Linked DNA regions of Homo sapiens: regions 1, 2, 3, 4 and 6 are each linked to region 5. Evidence: chromatin contacts called from ENCODE Hi-C or POLR2A ChIA-PET data. All regions are on one chromosome and are shown on one strand. Each heading gives the region's core, a stretch centred on a gene start or an enhancer-like site at or near the end of the contact. The rest is flanking DNA. Distances are from core to core; before and after follow the strand shown.

What was found. Hi-C counts contacts between places; a loop is a spot of excess contacts on that map. ChIA-PET counts read pairs that join two places held with the same protein, here RNA polymerase II (POLR2A). Pooled maps may share reads with other maps.
Region 1: a loop to region 5 is called in a map of B cell, with 14 times the contacts of the local background. The contact joins the promoter of TMCC1 here to the promoter of MYLK-AS1 in region 5. A Hi-C loop is called at or near these places in 3 of 168 maps with a recorded cell type or tissue (B cell, CD8-positive, alpha-beta T cell and naive thymus-derived CD4-positive, alpha-beta T cell) and 6 of 50 pooled maps.
Region 2: a loop to region 5 is called in a map of CD8-positive, alpha-beta T cell, with 14 times the contacts of the local background. The contact joins the promoter of LINC02021 here to the promoter of MYLK-AS1 in region 5. A Hi-C loop is called at or near these places in 2 of 168 maps with a recorded cell type or tissue (CD8-positive, alpha-beta T cell and gastrocnemius medialis) and 7 of 50 pooled maps.
Region 3: a map of OCI-LY7 shows a loop between it and region 5 (34-fold over the local background). The contact joins the promoter of ATP2C1 here to the promoter of MYLK-AS1 in region 5. A Hi-C loop is called at or near these places in 3 of 168 maps with a recorded cell type or tissue (CD8-positive, alpha-beta T cell, OCI-LY7 and naive thymus-derived CD4-positive, alpha-beta T cell) and 6 of 50 pooled maps.
Region 4: a map of CD4-positive, alpha-beta T cell shows a loop between it and region 5 (12-fold over the local background). The contact joins the promoter of IFT122 here to the promoter of MYLK-AS1 in region 5. A Hi-C loop is called at or near these places in 1 of 168 maps with a recorded cell type or tissue (CD4-positive, alpha-beta T cell) and 7 of 50 pooled maps. POLR2A ChIA-PET finds 5 or more read pairs at or near these places in 1 of 52 experiments (activated CD4-positive, alpha-beta T cell).
Region 6: a map of CD4-positive, alpha-beta T cell shows a loop between it and region 5 (11-fold over the local background). The contact joins the promoter of NUDT16-DT here to the promoter of MYLK-AS1 in region 5. A Hi-C loop is called at or near these places in 2 of 168 maps with a recorded cell type or tissue (CD4-positive, alpha-beta T cell and naive thymus-derived CD4-positive, alpha-beta T cell) and 7 of 50 pooled maps.

The regions. Positions count from the first base shown.
Region 1 is chr3:129,892,212-129,895,642 of GRCh38, forward strand. TMCC1 (transmembrane and coiled-coil domain family 1) reads right to left here and starts at 1,500. Exons shown (of 7, transcript NM_001017395.5): 1 at 1,283-1,500. TMCC1-DT (TMCC1 divergent transcript) reads left to right here and starts at 1,660. Exons shown (of 3, transcript NR_037893.1): 1 at 1,660-1,716. RefSeq lists enhancers at 82-874, 875-1,666 and a silencer at 1,028-1,757.
Region 2 is chr3:130,110,020-130,113,632 of GRCh38, forward strand. It overlaps LINC02021 (long intergenic non-protein coding RNA 2021), which reads left to right and starts at 1,688. Exons shown (of 3, transcript NR_146653.1): 1 at 1,688-1,793; 2 at 2,603-2,725. LOC124909432 (a long non-coding RNA gene) reads right to left here. Exons shown (of 3, transcript XR_007096083.1): 3 at 3,341-3,613. It also overlaps the pseudogene FAM86HP. RefSeq lists enhancers at 759-948, 1,049-1,098 and silencers at 2,099-2,148, 2,219-2,388.
Region 3 is chr3:130,892,465-130,895,991 of GRCh38, forward strand. It overlaps ATP2C1 (ATPase secretory pathway Ca2+ transporting 1), which reads left to right and starts at 1,620. Exons shown (of 28, transcript NM_001378687.1): 1 at 1,620-1,873; 2 at 2,126-2,311. The coding sequence starts at 2,306. It overlaps LOC107986023 (a long non-coding RNA gene), which reads right to left and starts at 1,457. Exons shown (of 3, transcript XR_001740492.2): 1 at 392-1,457. RefSeq lists an enhancer at 1,175-1,394 and a silencer at 1,485-1,874.
Region 4 is chr3:129,438,032-129,441,476 of GRCh38, forward strand. IFT122 (intraflagellar transport 122) reads left to right here and starts at 2,193. Exons shown (of 30, transcript NM_052989.3): 1 at 2,193-2,340. The coding sequence starts at 2,300. It overlaps MBD4 (methyl-CpG binding domain 4, DNA glycosylase), which reads right to left and starts at 1,917. Exons shown (of 8, transcript NM_001276270.2): 1 at 1,699-1,917. The coding sequence starts at 1,802. RefSeq lists enhancers at 1,747-1,826, 1,917-2,056, 2,257-2,466, 2,617-2,666, 2,697-2,746 and 1 more.
Region 5 is chr3:123,584,127-123,587,453 of GRCh38, forward strand. It overlaps MYLK-AS1 (MYLK antisense RNA 1), which reads left to right and starts at 1,387. Exons shown (of 4, transcript NR_121654.1): 1 at 1,387-1,427; 2 at 1,521-1,675. HACD2 (3-hydroxyacyl-CoA dehydratase 2) reads right to left here and starts at 927. Exons shown (of 7, transcript NM_198402.5): 1 at 747-927. The coding sequence starts at 901. RefSeq lists silencers at 252-431, 442-1,051 and an enhancer at 1,112-1,411.
Region 6 is chr3:131,380,085-131,383,398 of GRCh38, forward strand. NUDT16-DT (NUDT16 divergent transcript) reads right to left here and starts at 1,391. Exons shown (of 4, transcript NR_038976.1): 1 at 1,249-1,391. It overlaps NUDT16 (nudix hydrolase 16), which reads left to right and starts at 1,690. Exons shown (of 3, transcript NM_152395.3): 1 at 1,690-1,858; 2 at 1,962-2,231; 3 at 3,078-3,314. The coding sequence starts at 1,721. The coding sequence ends at 3,257. RefSeq lists enhancers at 999-1,268, 1,560-2,129, 2,130-2,698 and a silencer at 1,379-1,678.

The sequences.
Region 1 (3,431 bases), core at 250-2,749, 6.3 Mb after region 5:
AAGCAGCTCAAAACTCTTCAGAAATTAAAAGGTTACCACCCACAGACCAGAAGCAGCTTTTTAATCTTTCTACACTAGCCAGAGAGTGGGTGATTGCAAAAAAATACAAGCCAACTCTGTTGGTAGAGGACAGGGTTATTAAGTTAAAATCCCATCTATAAGCATCGTTTTGTCACATGACACTAGTAAAACTACCACCTACTCACAATTTGAGTTTCAATCTCCTAATATACAGAGAAAAAAATGTATCTACCTCCTGGAACAAATCAAAGTTTTGTTTTATTTTAAAGCAGCTATCTGATATTTATGCCCTGGATTTTTTTTTTTTAAGAACAGAATAAGCTAATTTAGGAATTCACACCTTTCGTAGAGATGCTTATGGTACAGGTACCTCTGACGGCTAGGCTCTACCAACACTAACGTGTAACGTGTCACAAAAGCCAACGGGCGTTGCGGGGGCCGGGGGTAGCCAACAGCTCAAGTGGGCTGCTTCACTCCGTGGCAGATTCACCTGGGGATTCCTCACCAAGAATGTTGTTAAGGGACGAACCAAACCAACCACAAATGATACCCCTTTACCGAGGCTGAAAAAGCAGAGATTCGCAAGCTATAAACGAATCTCTGGCCCTTTAGGGAAGGTGCAACTCGCTGCACCTCTTTCCCCTATCCTACAGGGGTTAACAGGGGGCATCCTGAGGCCGAGACCAAGCCCAGCCAGCTCCTCCTCACATCCCACCTCCCACTACATATTCTCCCCAGTACGCCGGGCTCCCTCCTCCCCTCGAAAGACAGTTCAAAATCAAAACAATAGGTGCAAAACTGGTTTCAGGTGGAAATGGCTGAGTCCTGGTGGCTAACTTCTGGGACGCCATGGCGATCGAGGGCTCCTAAAACCCCAGATTCCGACGGGAACCGGCTCCTAAACAGTCCCTCGGGCCTCGGCCCGACTTCTCACACGCCCCTCCCTCACCTCGGCCCTGGGATGCTGGGAAGGGAACGAGGCGAGGGGCTGGAGGGGAACCCCAGGTCAAAATGACAGCGGAATGAGCCGGGAAAGGAAAGAGGCCCCGTGGGATGCTGGGGGTCGAGTCCTAGGCCCGGGGCTTCAACCTCGAACGGGGGCGACGGCAGGTCCCAGCCCCGACAGGCCGCGAGCGGGAGGCCAGGCCCGCGTCCGCTGCGCCGCCAGGCCACGCTCCCTCACGACTGTCCCCACCCACCGCGGAGGGCCGTGAGGGGGCCGCGACCGCCGCCAGCGTCCGGGGCGGGGGCGCTCACTCACCGGCGGGGAGGGGAGGAGCAGCCGGCGTCTCCGCCAGCGCCGTCGCTCGAGCTCAAGCGCCTGCTCCTTCCACTGCGGCCGCCGCACCCGGTCCATCCCCCACAACCACCCCCCCCTCCCGACCCTCCCCCCGCGCCGCCTCAGCCGCCGCCGCCTCAGTCACCGCCACCGCCGCCGCCGCCTCAGCCCCGGCGCGGGAGGGCGAACCGGCGCGAGAGAGCGAGCGCGCGCGCGCCCCCGCCACAGCCGCCACCGCCCACAACCTCCGCCCCCGGCCGGCGGCGCACGCGCAAGGGAGCGGGCGGACGGGCGCGCGCACGCCGCAGGGGCGGGGATGGGCCCTGGAAGGCGTGGCCCCTCCCCTAGCCCGCCTTCCCACGCGGTCTCTGGGCTGGTTGAGCTGCGCCGCTGCAGGTAGTGCTGAGTTGCTCCAGGTAAGCTCCTCCTCTCAAAAAGCTCTAGGAACCGAGCCACCCTCGCCCTAGGAGCAACGCCCCTGAGTAATATGGGGTTTCGTCGGATTTCTGCCCGCCGCTCTGGATCACACGTTTGTTCTCCCTATTTGAGTCGCAAGGCCTTCCTTCATTCCACCTAGCAGGCTGCTTGGAAAAGGGCAGAGACTCATTACTTTGCACCAGGTATTACCACTGAAGGGATTGTAAGCAGCCACCAGCCCATCCCTTTATAATTCCCATTTTCCTAATTTATTTTATTTTTATTACTTATGTAATGAGGCTTCTTCCGTGTTCAAGGAGCTGGGAGTACCATATGGGGTCAACGGAGTCCCTGGTCTCATGAAGTTTGAGATCTGGTGGAGAAGGAAAACATTCATGGGAGAATCAGACAAAATTAAGTTTTCAATTAGTAAAAATCTTCTGAGAGGTATATGGTACTAAGAGAATCTTTATGGGGGAATTGATTTAGTTGAGGATGAAGAGGGTAGAATCTGAGGAATTGAGTTGGGAGGAGTTAGTTGCTCCAAGGGGTGAGGTCTTGGCATGGCCAGAATGGGGAGCGCTAAAGAATATTGAATGTGGAGTAGACTGCGAGTGTGGGAAGAGGTAGGCGAGAACAGGTGAGGATTGGGGACCTATTTATTTATTTATTTATTGAGACAGAGTCTCACTCTGTCACCCAGGTCACCCAGGCTGGAGTGCAATGGCTCGATCTCAGCTCACTGCAACCTCCGCCTCCTGGGTTCAAGCGATTCTCCTGTCTCAGCCTCCGGAGTAGCTGGACTACCAGCGCACGCCAGCGCACCTGGCTAATTTTTGTATTTTTAGTAGAGATGGGGTTTCGCCATCTTGGCCAGGCTGGTCTGGAACTCCTGACCTTGTGATCTGCCCGCCTCGGCCTCCCAAAGTGCTGGGATTGCAGGCATGAGCCACCACACCCGGCCGGATTTGGGACTTTAATCTGAGTGCTTGGTAGAAGCTATTCAGGTTTTTTTCAGCAGGGTTGCAGGGGAAATAACTTGATCATTATGTCTGTTTTTTGTTTTTGAGAGGCAGACTGGAGTGCAGTGGCGCGATCTCGGCTCCCTGCAATCTCTGCCTCCCGGGTTCAAGTGATTTTCCTGCCTCAGCCTCCCTAGTACCTGGGACTACAGGTGCACGCCACTGCACCCAGCTAATTTTTTTAGTATTTTTAGTAGAAACGGGGTTTCACCATGTTGGCCAGGATGGTCTGAATCTCCTGACTTCATGATCCACCCACCTCGGCCTCCCAAAGTGCTGGGATTACAGGTGTGAGCCACCTTGCCCCCAGCCCATTATGTCTGTTTTTAAGTTACTTAGATAGCAACGTGAAGAGTGGTCTGATGGGAGTCTCAAAGCTGGGGCCGGGAAGCCAGTTAGGAGGCCACTGGCCACATAGTCAAGGCAAAGTAGGAGGGTAGTGACAGAGAAGAGTGCTAATGTAGTGGTAAAATGGACAGGACTTGGCAATAAATTGAATGAGGAGTGAAGGAGAAGGAGGTGGCAAGGTTTACTTAGATTTGAGGTTGGTGGAGGATGCATTTATAGATTTCAGAAGCACTGAAGGAGCCACCTGAGGTAACTCAAAATGGATGATAAACCTAAATTTAAAAGCTAAACCTATAAAAGAAAATTTTAGAAGAAAACATAGAAAAAGTATTTGTGACCTTGGG
Region 2 (3,613 bases), core at 438-2,937, 6.5 Mb after region 5:
CCTGTTTTCTTGGCTTTAAAGCCACTCTCATCTGGTCTTTTCTTGTTTATTCATTTATTTGTTTATTCTCTAGCTCTCCCATGCAAGCAGAGCCTCATCTATCATGGGTACTGCTGATCCATGGTGCTTGGCTCACGGAAGGCATTTATTAAACATTTTGAGACTGAATAAAAACACTAGCTAACACCGACATGCATTTGCCATGAGCCAGGCACTGATCCACAGGCTTTTGTACTCAACGCTGACAACAACCCTAAGAGGTAGGTATCATTATATCAACCATTTTATTAATAAGAAAACAACAGCACAGAGAGATGCAGTCACTTGCCCAAGGTCACACAGGGCCAGGGGTTGGGCCAGGATTTGAAGCAGGCAGGCTGTCTCCTGGGTCTGAACTCTCAACTACTACACCCTAATCAAACAATCCCTCTGGTCAAATGTGAGTGATAATAATAGTACCCACCTCGTGGGTGTTGATGGTGAGCCCAAGTTAGCATTCAGCGTGGGCATGTGAACAATTATAGTCAATACTGAATGGAGACCTATGATGCTTTTATGAAGGTTTCTATTTTGGGTTAAAAATGCACAAATTTCTCCTGACCAGAAATGATCTCTGAGTGCTAAATATTTCATGTCAATGGAATAACGCAAATGATTAAGCAACACCCCATAAAATGGGGCAGACCCAGGGAGGAATATATATCCAAACTGACTCATCCCAGTGAGCTCACCGCACATGAATTACAAATGGAGCAGGGTGCATTAAGCCCCTCTGCTGGCAGAAGGGAGGCTGCTGCCTGCCATGCGCCTGTGCTGAGAATGGCAGGTCCCCAGGGAGAGGAGAGGCCACCCCCTTCTCTGTCTCTTCCATCACAGGAGTGAAAGCCTCAGCGCATGAGCTGATTCTGTGCAGTGCTCGACATACAGATGAGAACACTGAGGCCCGAGGGACAGCCTTTGACCTGGTCACCGTGCTCAGGAGGAGGTGGTTACCCGCGGGCCTGAGGGTGCTGACTTTTTAGAATGGGCGAGGGCAGCTGTGTCCCAGTGACCAGAACGATTACTGCCTTTAAAAAGTCATGAAAATGATCGTGAACTGTACCCCACACCGAGCGCGCGTCTGCCCCCCAAGACTGTGGAGACGCCCCCAGCTTCCGCCGCCAGCTCGCGGGGCAGGAGGGGTGAGAGCGACTCTGGCCAGGCCCCAGGGACGGGGACCGGGTCTCGTGGCCCTGACCGGGGAGAGCCCAGGAACTCACGTGGCAGGAGCGCCGGGGGTTTCAGCAGGGAGACCCATCCCGTCTGCCCCTGGACTTCCGCAAGCCCCGCAGGCCTCTCCGCTCGCCCCGCCGCCCACCTGCCAGGGGAAGGAGCGCAGTGTGCGCGCCGCTAGGAAGCGGCGCTCGAAACTCTGCAGCAAGAGTTTGGTACCCGCGTTCTCCTCAGGCGCCATGACGTGGGCGGGGCCGCAGCGTTGCCAGGAGACCGGGCGGAAGCCGGGCCTGGACTGAAAAGGGGGCGGGCCCAGGGTAGTGCGCGGAGGCAGAGAGGTGGCGGGGCCTAGGGGTAGGGTCAGGAGGAGCGTCCTGGGGGCGGGCGCTAGGGCGGGGCCAAGATGAGCTTAGGAGGGTGGGGCCTGGGGTGGGGCCAGGATGAGCGTCATGAGAGCGAGGCCTGGGGTAGGGCCAGAATTAACGTCGTTGGGGCAGGTCCTGGGTAGATTCCAGGTTGGCGGGTCCTGGGGCGGGGCCAGGATAGGGCGATCCTGGAAGCTGGGCTTCGGAAGCGTCCAGGTTGGTGGCGTCCTGGAGGCGGTGCCTTGCGTGAGGGCAGGATAAGAGTCCTGGAGGCGGGCATTAGGGCGGGGATAAACGCCATTGGGTTCAGGAGGCGGGACTCGGAGCAGAGCCCAGGAGACAGGTCCTAGGGCGGGGCTAAGGCCAGACCCAGAGAAGGGCTCAGGAGGCGGGGCCGGGGCGGGGCGTTGACTATGTCTTAGCACATGGCCAGGCGGTGCGCGGACTCTGGGAGGCGGAGCTTAGGACGGGCCCACGTGGGGAGGGGCCCAGGGTCCGGGAGGCGGGGCGGAGTCCAGGCTGCGGGCTGCGCTCAGGAGGCGGGCCCTGGGAGGCGGAGCTTAGGGAGGGGCCGGTGTCGGGAGGGACCCAGGGACTGGGAGGCCGGTCGGGGCTGGGCTCAGGGGCCCAGACCTAGCTGGGCTTGGGGCGGGGCCGAGACGGAGCGAGGGGTCCAGGGTGTGGGAAACGGGGAGGGGTTTGAGGAGGGGATCGGAATGTGGCTCAAGTTCGGGAGGCGTTACCTGCGGAGGGTTTGAGGCAGGTCCAGGAGCGAGCCCACGGTCTGCCGACGCGGGGCCAGGGGCGGGCCCCAGGATCCGGAGCTTCGGGCGGGGCCGAGTCCGGGTTTGGGGCCCGGGAGGCGGGGCCAGTTAGAGCGAGGGTCCCTGGGATCGTCAGGTCAGGCCTTGGGCTAACGTAGGCACTCGCAGTTCCTCCGCCTTCAGGAAGGTCTTTTTAGCAGGGGCCTTACGGGTGCGCGCTTCGGTCCTGGAGGCCTTATCCTAGCCTCCTCTCTCCATCAGCGCCACCCGTCTGGGGCCCAAAAGGAGGGAGCTTTACCTCTGTCCCCCAGCCTTTGGAGTGTCACCAAACAAGCCATTCGTTCACCAAATACTTATTAAGTGCCTGACAACGGAGATGTAACGGTGAGAAAAACTCGGTGTTGTCCAGGCCCTCCAGGGGCTCAGGGGCTCGTGGAAGAAGTGGACATTGAAGTATTTATCACACAAATGAGTGTAAAAGTACAATAGCATATCTGCCACGAAGGTGAGCAGACAGAGCTAGCGGGGCTTGCAGGAGGAGTTTTGATCTTGCGGGGACAGGAAGGAGGAGTTAGCTCCTGCGGGGTGGGATTGGGGGTTGTGGTGATATAGACGTGGGGACAGAGTGGAAAACAACAAAAATATAATTATTTTAGTTCAAAGTTATTGTGTCTTGAGTTGAAAGGCAGGGCAGTTAGCAACACAGTTCAGATTTCAGTACTGTCCCTGAAATCTGAACTGTGTTCAAAGTCTAAAACGTTTACCTTAGCAAATTCCTCATAAAACTCCATTTGGAAGAGTCCCGAGAGCTAATTTGTTAAGTATACTTGCAGAAGGTAGATGAGGAGACAGATTAAATCTTATTACCTCTTTCAGATGAGAGGCACTTGAGCCCTGCTCAGCTATGAGAATAAGAGGGGGAATTAATTCTAATTGAATACACTTGTTCTCTTATAGCTGTTGTTCCCCACCAGAACCAAATGAGCGCAAGATCTGACAAAGAAAAAAAAAGGTTCATCTTTTATTCCCCCATACCCTTTCATTTAAATCAAGAGGATGAGATGTGGTTATTGCTGTGTTTTTAGGCAGAATCAACGGTTTCTGGGTCTGAGATGTTGCATACACCCTCTCAGTCCCTGTAGCCTGAGATGGAGTCACGTGAGAATCCACAGCAAGTCCTAACCAGGGATGGGTCTGGGTGATTAAGGAAGGTTGGCTTCAGAACTGGGCCAGGGGCACTGCTTTGCTTTTGCTGTTTTGATCAGCTCTCTG
Region 3 (3,527 bases), core at 370-2,869, 7.3 Mb after region 5:
GACTAGAAATCTACTTGATATTTTTATGGGTTCATCTTTAAAAGTGACCTCGCTGAATAAAAGTTCAATATTTCTTAAAAGAAAGGTAAATCTAAAAACCGTCCAGAATTTTCGATCCTAGTCTAGTACCACTTACTTGGGAACAAATATAGAAGCACAGGCAACCCCGTCCGTTAATTTGGCTCCGTCATTGTGCAGACAAAAATCACTGACCATGCATGCCAGAGGTGGATCATAGTTAACTCGTTAAGACTAGAAATCTACTTGATAGTGATTTTTATGGGTTCATCTTTAAAAGTGACCTCGCTGAATAAAAGTTCAATATTTCTTAAAAGAAAGGTAAATCTAGAAAGCTGTCCAGAATTTTCAATCCTAGTCTAGTACCACTTACTTGGGAACAAATATAGAAACACAGGCAACCCCGTCCGTTAATTCTGATGTTGAACGTGTGGTTAGAGAGCACACTGCGATATGTTACAGGACCTGAGATAAAAAGCAAATTTGTAAAGTGTCTAAGTGTTGATGGAGAAAAACACATCTAGCATATACGGAAATTTTCTTTTGAGTTCTCTGTAGGATGATCACCAACTCAGTAGGTGAAGCCCTGCCCTCTAGTGGTTATGGGTGTGAGAGGACTTCTGTTCAACATTATATGTCTGGCTCACCACGGTTTATTAAAACCAATCGTTCATTAAAAAGCACTTATTAGGGGTCTGGGTAAGATGCCGAGCAAGTGAAATGTTTACGTGTGAAAAGGCATTGACACTGGACAAAGGTACAGCTGCTAAAAGAAGTGCTCGTTCATTGGCTTCGACAGCTGTACGACTGGTTTCTAATTGCTGTTCCAGCCTCTCCCCAGTTCCATATACCACAAACGAATGAAAAAGATTAGCTCTCCCTGGAGCTCTCTGAGGCTGAACCTTGCTCTCTCATTACACATGGTAACTAAGCACACCCCTTAAAGAATTTTGGGAAGTCGCCCCGCGATTACCGGCTCCCCCAAGAACCAAGCAGTCAGTGCAGGGTTTTGCAAGTGAGAGTGCGAGACTCGGGAGGCTGCTCACGGTGCTCCAGTCCCTGGCAGGAGCATGGACACCTCGCCCCTTCCTTCCGTGGGCCTCAACGTTGCCTGCTGAGATTGTGACTGCCACCCCGACGGGAGCAGCTTCCCCTACAGACTTTGTAGAGAGCGCTTAAACGCCTCGGGGACAGCGGCCATGACTCTCAGCTTGGGCCGACCCCGCGGCCGCCCCACGGGAATGCGTGGCCGACACGGGGCGTGGGCGAATCTCCGACCCTCGCGTTCAGGGGGTGCATATAAACGGGCGGACACCGTCCCTGGGGTAAGGGAGGCGCCAGCAAGAACAAGGCGGGCCACCAACCCCGAGCGACCTCCTACCGGACGGATCCAAACCCAAACATTGTCCATTCCGGGCCGAAGTCTCGGCCTTCACTTCACTTCCGCCTTCCCAGCCCGTGAACACGAATGCGCCTGCGCGCACCTCTCTCAGCGGAAGTAATAGTGACAAAGCTGGGTTCGCGGCTGGCCCAGGAGTGCGGGGCGCGACTGGGCGGCCGGCGGCGGGGAGGGGCGGAGCGCAGGAGTCGGAGGCGGGAGCAGACCAGCACGGCCTCGCGGAGCCGGCCCGGCGGACCGTGACGGGTCCCCTCACCTCCTCTTCTCTCCCCTCCCCGCCCGCCCTCTCTCCCTCCCTTCCTCCCTCCCGCTCGCTTCTTCTCACGCCGGGAGCAGGCTCCCGCCTCGCACCGCTGCCCCGCGAGCAGCTCCTCTTCTCCCGAGGCGCGCGGGGCGCCCCCGCGAGCCCCGCGGCTGAGACCCCGCAGCCTGGAGGAGGGCTGTCCGGGGCTTTGGGTGGGTACCAGTATTACCTCCTGCCCCCATTTCTAGAAACTTCCAGGTTCTGAAGGAAGGGGAGGTTCGGGTATCCCCTGGATGGGGGGGCATCTCTAGGGCGCCGCCCCGCTGGCGTGAGCTGGGGACGTTGCGGGCACACGACGGGGCGGGTGCGGGATCTTGGGGAGGGGGGCTCCCGAGATAGTGGCTGGGCGGGGAACTCCTTCCTCAGCCTCTCGTCAGCGCCGCTTCTCCTGGTTTCTCTTGCAGATGCTGCTGCTAGGGGTGGTGGGAGCAGCCGTGGGACGCGTGGCCGGGAGCGGGGGTGACAGCCTGGGATTCCGGGGGCTTCTCTTCCTTGTCCTCCTCCTCTCCTCTCTATTCCCAGTGTGGCCGTGGCTGACACTAAAGACTTTGTAGCCATCAACCCGAGTGCAGTTTCGATGGAAAATGAAGGTAAAGGCCCCTGGCCGACCGGTTGCAACGCGGAGTTGAGGGTGTGGTGGTTTGCTTTTAAGTTGTCTTTGTTTTTCCACCTTTTTATTTTCGTGAGCTTATTTATTTACTGTGTATGTGAAGTGTCCAAGGATTTGCTTACTTAGGGTATCCAGCTTTTATTTTGGTAACATGGGGCATTTGAGAGATTGAGGTTCTGTGGGTGACTGAGCTTGATTCAGCTTTCTTGAGGAATTCCTGCTCTCTTCAGCTTAGGGAATGAGAGGGAAGTTTTCATTTCAGATAGCGTCTGTGCATGTTTAAATAGCTATTTGAAAGGAATTACTCGAGGGGAAGTGGAAATGGGGGACAAGGGGATGGGGCTGCATCTCTGTATATTGGCGTTTCAAGCCTCGATGTGGTGTGTGGCAGGATTCATTTATAAGAAAGCAAGCCATGTTTTATTATGTCTAGCATTGGGGAAAAAACTCATTATTTTTCAATTCACAAAAAAAACCCAGTGAATTTAATGAAATGTTATGAGATGAGTGCTTTTCTTAAAGTTCCACCCTATTTCAAAACATCATTTAGGAGGCTGACAGCGGAACCTGTTTGTTCACTGTACACTTTGGACACATTAGATCGTCATTCACATGTTACATGATCCCTTTGGCCTCGTTAAAATATTTAATGCTTTTCCTACACAGCACTGATTATTTTTAAAATTGTTGAACAACTGTGAATAAGTGATTTTTTTTCCCCCTCCTGAAACAACACTTATTCTTTGGACTGACTTCTGACTTGTGCGTGATCATTTTTTTTTCTTCTGCCTTTAACCGGGCTGCAAAATACTATAAAAGATACTTAACAAATGACAGTTTTTTCCTCTGGTATAATTTGTTTTAAAAAATATGTGTCTGGTATAAAGGAGCTGCAGTCTTGCTGGCTGCTTCTAATTTGTTTTTCCATTGTTGAGAATGTAAGCTTGATTGTCTGACTAGGACTAGTAATTTTGAAATGGGTGTTTCTTATAGATGCAGTAATGTGTTTTGCTCTCTGAGACCTCTGGGCTATGTAGGGAATATGATGAGAGGCATGATTATATTGACAAATTTTACTCTGGATGGATAATTGGCGGAAGACATTTTCTGAAATACTAAAGTGTATAACTGCAGAGGAGTTATACTGTCTAATTGGGTCTTGAGAAACATTTGAAAGCAGTGATGTTTTTGGTGAT
Region 4 (3,445 bases), core at 943-3,442, 5.9 Mb after region 5:
GGAACCACATAGATTATCCATATTAAAATGAGGGAGATTAAAGTCAGTGTGGACCAGTCTTGTGCTATGGGAGTATTTTCCTGTCTTCCAAAAGCTTCCCATATCCTCTAGCACAGGTTAAAAGGTGTTGGAAATCTCTGCACAACAAAAAAGTCAAGCTAGAAACTTTTCGGATTAATCACTGAGTAGGGCTATTATAAAGATTTCTGGGGGCACTTACCATAAATTTGAGAATATGAACCAATAGCTAAGCTCTTAAGCACCAGAAAATGCTTAAATAAATCAGTGAGTTACACTGTCTTCTCTGCAAATAAATGAGGTAAAAGTTTTACATAATGTAAAATTTCTGGGAGAGAGTGTGTATCACTTTCATCAGATGTAATCCTCCAGAAGGTAAATAATTTGATACAGAATTTTTGAATCTTCTTCATTCTTGATCCTCATGGTAACCTTGTAGGTACAATAAGGTTTACTCTCAATTTATTGATAAAATTGAGTGACAGGTTAAATTACTTGCAGAACAGACACGAGAACCCAAGTCTACCAAATCTTGGTCTAATACTTCTCCCCCATACTGTTATTGAAAAAAGCTGGCAAGGCAAGGTGGCTCATTCCTGTAATGCTAGCACTTTGGGAGGAGGAAGTGGGAAGATCACCTGATCCCAAGAGTTTGAGACCAGCCTGGAGAGCACAGTGAGATCCTCGTCTTTGCAAAAAATGAAAAAAAAAACCCAAAAAAACAAAAAAAAACAAGCAACCGGGCGTGGTGGAGCATACCTGTGGTCCCAGCTACTAAGGAGGCCGGGGTAGGAGGACTGCTTAAGTCCGGCAGGTCAAGGCTTCAGGGAGCTATGATTGTGCCACTGCACTCCAGCCTGGGTGACAGAGCGAGACCTCATCTCAAAAAAAAACCCACTAAACTAAAACTTCATTAAAGTTCCAATGTGTCTTCTATGATGAAAACATACTTTTAAAATTAAAAAAAAAATTTCAGTAAAGTGTATCCTAATCACTAAACCACAGATTGTAAAAGGTGGATGGGTCTAGAGAGATCATTTAACCCAAGTTCTTTTCTACAAATAGGGAAACTGCAAGAACTAGAATTAGAATCAAGGTTTTCTGATGTAATTTGGGGTAAAATAATTTTGAGGAGCTGGATGGATCTTATGAAATGATATTGTTTACAATTTTAGAGATAAAAATACTGAAGCCTGGTGGAATCAGCACAAACTCTTAAGAGACTGGGGCTCAAATTCCAGCTCTACCAGCTGTAAGTTTAGCAGCAAGTTACTTAACATCTCAAAGTCTCGGTAAAAGACTCTGTAAAAAGAAGGTGATGCCTCTTTCAAAGTAGTTCTTAGTATTAAATTTTGAAAAAAGTAGGTAAATCTTAACCTCCTATCACACACGTAGTCTAATGACTTCCTAGGATCCTCCAACCCCAAGGGGACCTCTTTCACAAAACCTCCCGGCTCCCCCCCAGTCTCCCTAGTCATCTTAGATGAGGAAGTCGAGCGCACCCCAGGGCTGATCGCACAGGAAGAGCACCTGGGCTCCAGACCCTAGTAACTAAACCCGTGGGCTTCGAGGTTTCTGCCGACCCTCTGTCAAAGGTTAGAAAGGCCCACACACTGTCCACTCTCCCGATACCATTTTACAGGTGGTGAAACTGAGGCCCAAAAGGGGACAGTAACTTACCGGAGGTCATTCGGCGGGTCTGGGACTAGGCGCTCACTAGAGGTGACGGTGGGGGCAGCTCCGCGGTCCCCCAGACTCAGACTCTCCAGCCCAGTCGTGCCCATCGAGCAGGGTCCGGCTGCAGCAACGAGCCCAGCGCCGCAACGCCCAGGGTGTGGGGCGGAGTAAGATGTGAAACCTCTTCAGCTCACGGCACCGGGCTGCAACCGAGGTCTGAATGTTGCGAAAGCGCCCCAGACGCCGCCGCTGCTTTCCGGCCGCCCCCTCGGCTACAGCCGCCATTTCCACGCTCCACCAATCAAATCCATTCTCGAGGAAGACGCACCGCCCCCACACGCCCCGACCAATCGCTCGCGCTCTGGTTGCGCTGGCGCCTTAGGGGCTCCAGTGCCACCATTGCTTTTGCTGCTTTTCTGGCTTTCCCTTTCGGACATGCGCGCTCGGAGCAAGGCGCCCTCGCACTCAGCTTACCGCGCATGTACGTTGCCAGGGGTAACGCAGGTAGCCAAAGTGGCTTGTGGAGTGGCGACCGTTAGTGAGGCGGTTGCTGAGACAGACGCTGAGGCGGGTAGGAGGAGCCCGAGCCGTAAGGGAAGCCGTGATGAGGGCCGTGTTGACGTGGAGAGATAAAGCCGAGCACTGGTGAGGAGCGGGGCGGTTCGCGAAGAGCAGGAGGTCGAGTCCTCGCGGGGAGTGCGCGAGCCGCTGCAGCGTGTTTGAGGGGGGCAGCGGGCTTGCTGCCTGGGCCGAGGGCACTGAACCCCGGCCTGGGAGACTGCAGGGTCGCCCTCCCGCCCCTTGGCGGTTGGAGAAACTCCCGAGGGTTGGAGAGCGGCAAAGGGAGGTGCCGCGCCTGAGGTGGTGGCGGGTGGAGGCGGCTCTTCCCTCACGGTCTGGCCCTGTCGCTGCCTTGGATTCATCTCACACCCACGAGACAGCACGAAGCTGCTCAAGCTTCACAGTTCTTGCCACATCCACATAGTACCCATACTCTTGTTTTCTTGACGTTTTTCTCTAAATTGTCTCATTTATTTTAATTATGATTTCACATTTTACAAGGAAACTTTATTACTCCATTTATGAAAACCAGTGTCACTTGCTCTAAATGTTAAGATAAAATCAGCGTCGCTTGCTCTAAGTGTAAAAGTAAAACTTAAAGTAGGGAGAAACAAAACTGAACAAGCTGTAGCTAGCTATTGTTGCTAGGGAGCCTTTAAACCTGAGATCTCGTTTCTCTAAAACTGGAGATGGGCAGGTATGATCAGAAAGGTGCTCAAAATGAGCACCAAACACAAGCTCTCCTAATTGGGAAGTCTGAAAAAGAACTGAAGGGGAATGACTTTGTCACCTTTTGATTCAGTTATTTAATGTCCTATTCCATTGTTATCGCCTAAATCTATAACATAGCAGTCTGTTTTGTCATATTCTTACTTATGGGATAGGTCTTGGCCTGACTTTGAAAATCATTCAGCATTGTTGTGAAGCCTCTGTTCTGGCCACTGGAGCAGGTTACTTGTCTTTGGTTCTGTCCCTTCTGAGATCTTTCTCTGTGTAAAGCATGCCGTCTCTCCTCATCTCACACGGAAATCCTGAACATCCTTCAAGGCTCACGTTGGAGACGGGTCCTCTCTTTTGTGTTCGGCACTAGTGGTAGCTGACACTATGTGCCAGGTGCTGGCTAAGCACTTCATATCCTTTATCTCGTTGTGTCTTCACCACTCTCTAAGGTAGGTACTATAATTTCCTC
Region 5 (3,327 bases), core at 137-2,636:
GGAGGCTAGAGAAATAAGATGATTTATCCAAAGTCACACAGCTAGTTAGTGGCAGAGCTTGAACTAAAAACCCGCCGGGATAAGGGATGCACTGAAATGAAAGAGACAGAAGATGGGTAAAACCGTTTCGAGGGTCCATTCTCCCCCTTTCCAGTAACTCTGCCTTCTACTCCCCAGTTTCTTCCCCACCCCAACCCATCCTAAAAGTCTAAACTCATCTAAAGCCTAGCTCTGCTCATGTCGCTGGCCAAAAACTTTGAACGCTTTCCCAATACCTTTCAGATTAAAGCGCAGCCCAGATTTTGAAAACAGCCGCCCAAATGAATGGTCACTCTGCAGCCACAGCTCCTCCACTCCCCATGCTGGCGCCGTTCAACATCCGAATCTGGCCGCCCAGGACGGGCTCCGCGCCGCAGGTAGTCCGGCCGCTGCCCCCGGCCCCGCACCTGTGGCCAGCCCCACCTTTCCTCCCGCGGCCCTCGCGAGCCAGCGCCCGGCAGCCGTCCCCGCGCCCCAGTGCCTGGGAACTTGGCTCGACCCCCAGCGCAGGAGGGAGCTCGCGGGCAGCCACCGGGGCCGATTCAGCGCTCGGCCGCCCTCAGCGCCCAGGTACCGGGTCCCGGGCACCCCCCGCCGGGAATGCACTGCCTGCGGCGGGCCGCGCCGATCCTATCCGCCCCGCCGCTGGCCGCAGGGCTCCCTCCCCGGCCGCGCTGGCTCCCCGCCTCCCCGAGCCCCAGCCTCACCCGGCTGTCATCACCACATTGTAGATGACCAGGTACGCCGTGGCCAGGGGCCCCGGGCCCTTCTTCTTCCGCGTGCCGCTGGCGTCCCCGGCCCCGGCCCTGCCACCGCCGCCCCCATTCCCCTTCGCTGCTGCAGTCGCCGCCACTGCCGCCATGTCAAGTGCCCGAAGCCCGCTCTCCTAGCGCGAGCGGCTCGGGCCGGACTACGCGAGGAGAGGGGGCGGAGGAAGGGACGAGGGGCAGGCGGGGCCAGGGCCGCGGGGCGGAGCCGGGACAGGGTCCACGGCAGCCGCCATCTTGGCTGAGGGCAAAGACGCTCCTGGCGCTCCCGTCTTTCGGCTTGCCTCAGTTGCCACTGCCATCTTGGATCAGGGTAATTCCCGCCTCTTGGGCGCTCCCGGTTACAACCTCGGCGCCATCTTGGATTAGTTCAATGTAGCCACCCTCTCCAGGCCCGCTGCTTCTGCCAGCTGGATGTTGCGTCGTCCCTCGCTATTCGCCCTCCTATAATCACTGCTTCCATGTTGAATCAAAACAATTATGCTTTCGTTCTCCCTTCTTCAATTGCCCTATCTTCACACCTGAACACTATTGCTCCGGTATCCTGCCATTTTGGATCAGGGCGGTTGACGGTGGATTCACTTCCCATCAGCCCTTGAGGCTGCAGGGACCAGCCCTTTGGTAGGTGCGCTTTGCTTCCTAACCCGTTGCCGGGTTGGAGATTCCACCTCCGAAGTTTTCTTTCTGACTTTTGATTTTACATTCCTAGTACAGTGGAGAAGCCCAGGCGGCCTAGAATCCAGTGTCGTCCGTGAGTGCTTGGCTGGTGTTCAAGTGCATCTTCCAGCCTGAGACCGCGTGGACTCGCTCATCGTGAGGGCGAGAGGAGGATAAGCCCATTGGGCTGTCGGCTGAGAGTGAGGTGCGGGGTAAGGGAGTAGATTTATAGCTATAGTGACTAAAAATAAAAGGATGTTGGCTTAGGTGGAAAACCTCTCTGCTTTGGGAAGCTGGAGCAGCTTGTGGGCATTGCTTCAACCAGCTGATCCCACTTTCCATTCATTGCTTTGTTTCAGGAGGTTCTTTATTTGTAAACGTCCCCTGCAATTTTTTACACACCCAAGCAGCTCCTTAAATGTATTACTGTATATGTGGTAGTATAAAATATTTATGGGTTCATTCCAGCAAGTGTTTATGGAGCGTCCACAAAGTTGCCCTGGAGTTCATGGCACTAAGTGAAAGAGACAAAGTCGTCAGTCTCCCAGGGATTATATAGAGCAGCGGCCCCCAACCTTTTGGTCAACAGGGACCGGTTTCGTGGTGGGGGGGTGGATGATGGTTTCAGGATGATTCAAAGGCATTACATTTATCATTAGATTCTCATAAGGAGCACACAACTTAGATCCCTCCAATGCGCAGTTCACAATAGGTTCCCCGCTCCTATGAGAATCTGATGCCACCGCTGATCTGAGGGAGGCGGAGCTCAGGAGGTAATGCTCCCTTGCTTGCTGCTCACCTCCTGCTGTGCCTCCTGGTTCCTAACAGGCCAGGGATTGGTTCTATCCGCAGCCTGGGGCTTAAGGACCCCTGAGGGAACCAGACGAAAATGCTCGTATTAGTTGGTGAAAAGTGGTATCAGGAAGTTATTACAATAATCCAGCCATGGTGATAGTGGTGTGGGCCAGAGTGGTGGAAATCGAGGTGATGAAAACAACAATGAATTCTGTGCGTATTTTAGAAGTAGAATTATAAGATTTGTGGATATGTTAGTTTTGGAGTGTGAGGTCAAAGGCGTTTTGAGCAACTTGTAAGAAACCATTTTTAAGGCGGAAGTCGGGAATTTTGTTTTTTATATGTTGAATTTGAAATCCTTATTAAACATCCAAGTGGAGAGGCTGGATAGACAATTAAATTTAGACCCTGAGGTTCGGGAAGGAAGTCCAATGGGCTAGAGATATAAATTTGAGAGTTGTCAACCTAAAATAATAAAAAAGGTAAGAATCTAGTTTAAAGGAAGTTTATTCAAGCATAAAGGTTGAAGATGGCTACCTGGGAGCATAGATTCAAGTTACCCTAAATATACACTCTGATTAGCAGCGGTTATGAGTGGGTTTTTAAAGGAAAAAGAGGCAGCTTCTAAGTTGTTTACTAAGAATTTACATTAAAATTACATTAGCTATTGATTGGCTATAAACTATTCTTTGTATCACAGATTCCAGGAACATGAAGATAATGGGTGAGGCTGCTAGTCAGGAACAAAATGTCTAAACAGTTGCCCCCAGGCAAACTCTTGTCTCTGGGCCTGATAAATTTTTGCATACTTCACATAGCTCAGACAGCTCAGAGCTGTTTGAGGTATTATCTTTTCTCAGAGTTCTGAGGGTGGTGGTGGTATTTAAATCCATGACACTGTAATCACCCAATACGTTCTTCCTTCCCACTGCACAGACAAAATCAATTCATAGAGACCATGGCATTGCAATAAAGAATTTAATTGACATGAGATAGGTCTTGGAGATGGAGTTATTACTCCAAATCTCCCCCAAAATTCAGAGGGTAGGGTTTTTCAAGAATAGTTTGG
Region 6 (3,314 bases), core at 141-2,640, 7.8 Mb after region 5:
CCTCCTTCAAACACTGGAGCGTGATGAGTGCAGCTCAGTTCCAACACTTGGGTCTTTATTTATTATTATTATTTTTTGTAGAGACGGGGTCTCGCTATGTTGCCCAGACTGGTCTCAAATTCATGACCTTGAATGATCCTCTCACCTCGCCTCTCACAGTGCTGGGATTATAGGTATGTGCCCAGCCCTGGCTCCTCAACGTAAGACATAGCACTGTGCCCCAACCCTCAACTCCAAGAATGGCTACATTTACTTTCTGCCTGGCACTGTTCTAAGTGCCTAACATATCTCAACATCCCTAATAGGTTGGTATCATCTCCACTTAACAGATGAGCTGCTGGGATCTGAGAGAGTTAAGTGACTTGTTAAGGTCACAAACCTGTTTCTGGGTGGGTCCGGACTCTTTCCCACCATATGCCGTCACTTACAGGCTGTGAGTTTATGCCCAGCCCCCCTCAAGGAGCTGCCTCCTGCTTTCTATTGCATAATCAATATCGACACCTGGTGTAGGGGCGCTCTGCAGGGTGGGGAAGGCCTGGCCTGGAGTGAGGGATCCTGCATCTCAGCATCAGGCCCTGAGTAGGCCTCTGCCCTTGTGGTAGGGTAACCCACCCTCCTTCATAGCTCAGAGGTCTGAGGGGGTTTGAGGGAAAGACTAGAAAGCCTAGGAGGCTTCTTCTATCTCTCACCCCTCCTCACTCCCAGTCCTGTGCCACAGGATTTCACTCACAGCTCCTTCCACCCCCACCCTTCCCCTGAAAATCTCACTGCCCTGTGACTTCTCTATGTGCCACTCCCTGTGCGTCAGACCCCCACGATCAGCTGCCCACTGCCTATGGCCACCCCAATTCCTTAGAACTACACTTATCACTGCTCACCCTTCTCCTACTCTCCCCCTCTCAGAAAATGACACCACATCCAGGAAACTCGGAACCACCACTAGCCCAGCGCTCCCTCTTCCCCATTCACTCAGTCACCAAGTCCCCTCAATTTCACCACTCAAGATAGTTGTCAGACCATGGCGCCTGTCCATCTCCATTTCCCTAGGATAGGCCTTGGTGTCTGAGGCCAACCCTGCCTCATTTCCTCCTAACCCCCACCCAGGCCTTGTGCTTTGTGTACCACCACACCCAACCAAAGGTAGTTATTACTTCTTTGGCTCCCAGCACTCAACTGAGCGCCCCAGCTCTTCCTCACCTGCCGGGACACTCCAGCTGACTCCAGATTGCGACGCAGGCGTTTACGTACCAGCCTTTCTCCAGGTTCAGGGCGCTGCCACATCTTCAGCCCCGACCCGCCGCAAGTCTCATTTCCTCCTAACCCCAACCCAGGCCTTGTGCTTTGTGTACCACCGAACCCAACCAAAGCTAGTTCCCTGACTTGCTCTTTTGGCTCCCAGGAGCCTTTAGGTACCGGCCTTGCGCCAGGTTTAGGGCGCGGCCACACCTCTAGCCCCGCCCCACCGCAGGCCCAACCCAGAGGCTGCTTTCGGTTACCCTAGGGTTCCTGGGCCCTGGACTTCAACCCGGTCTGCAAGCCCCGCCCTGATTAGCTGCCTCCCGCACCGGTCGCGGCGCCCCGCCCCCAGGCGCCTAGGTTCCTCCCCTTATCCCTGCAGGGATTGGGCCTTGCAGCACCGCCCAGGCTCGGATTGGTCCGAGGTGAGACCCGCCCCTCTGCCCATTGGGCCTTCGGGACAGCAGAGGAGCAGTGTCCGGCCATGGCCGGAGCCCGCAGGCTGGAGCTAGGCGAGGCCCTGGCGCTGGGGTCGGGCTGGCGTCATGCGTGCCACGCTCTCCTCTACGCGCCGGACCCTGGGATGCTCTTCGGCCGCATCCCGCTGCGCTACGCCATACTGGTGAGAAGGGGGCGCGCCCGGCCACTTTCTGCCTGAGCCCCGCACCCTCTCTGGTGGTCTCCTCTGGGGCGCCCCTGCCAATCCCCGCTTCCCCCTCCCGCAGATGCAGATGCGCTTCGATGGACGCCTGGGCTTCCCCGGCGGATTCGTGGACACGCAGGACAGAAGCCTAGAGGACGGGCTGAACCGCGAGCTGCGCGAGGAGCTGGGCGAAGCGGCTGCCGCTTTCCGCGTGGAGCGCACTGACTACCGCAGCTCCCACGTCGGGTCAGGGCCACGCGTTGTGGCCCACTTCTATGCCAAGCGTCTGACGCTCGAGGAGCTGTTGGCTGTGGAGGCCGGCGCAACACGCGCCAAGGACCACGGGCTGGAGGTGGGACCAGCCTGGGACTCTGTCCCTTTCCCAATTTCCTCTTCTCCCAAAGCTTTCTCTCCCCCAAGAAAGCATCCCTGGAGAAAAGTCTTTGCCCCTCTGACCTTGCCCTCTCCCCAGCTTTCTTGGTGGAGTTGGGATCGTGATCATCTATACTCTGAATTAGTACTGCCAACCTGGGCTTTCTGTAAAGGTCTTTCCCACCCTTTACCAGGAGAGATCCTTTCTAGAACACACTCATCCATGTCTCTCTGCTGTTCCCTATTGACAGTGTGATAGATTATCACATTATCTAGGTGTGGCAACCTAGGTTTTATTCTTGGGGTTTGCTTTTCTTGTGTAGGAGATGTGGCCCTGATATTTCAGGCAGGGCTAGTAGATAGATTATGTATGAAGGTGGTTCTCAAAATTTGGCAGGTAGCAGAATCATCGGGGCGTCTTATTAAAATAGCGATTTCTCTCAGCATTCCTGCATTGGTGGTGGGGCGGGGGGAGAGGAAACCTGAGAATTTGTAGTTTTCAAAAGTTCCCAAATAATGCTGATGCAAATAATCTGAGGACCACATTTTGACAACCACTGGTGAAAGGGTATGAATACATCTTTGAGGCAGTAGCCACTAGAGGTTTAGAAGCAGATGTGGGAAAGATTAATTGATAGAGCTAGATAATATGTTTTGGGTCATTTTCCTGCAGAAGGTTGGGCCACTAGGCTTTAGTGAGGTGTGAGCCTTGGGCCTGGTTCTGCTGGAGTATTAAGGGGTGAGGCCTGATCTGCTGGAGAAAGGATGGAGTTAAGGGAATGAGCCACCTGGGGCCCTAGTGTCTCCTGTCTCCTTCCTTTTACAGGTGCTGGGCCTGGTGCGAGTGCCCCTGTATACCCTGCGGGATGGTGTAGGAGGCCTGCCTACCTTCCTGGAGAATTCCTTTATTGGCTCTGCGCGGGAGCAGTTACTTGAAGCTCTCCAGGACTTGGGACTGCTGCAGTCTGGCTCTATTTCAGGCCTTAAGATTCCAGCTCATCACTAGAGGCAGCCCTCCATGGACCCATGAAAACTGAGATGAGGACCTTGGTACTAGGGAGGG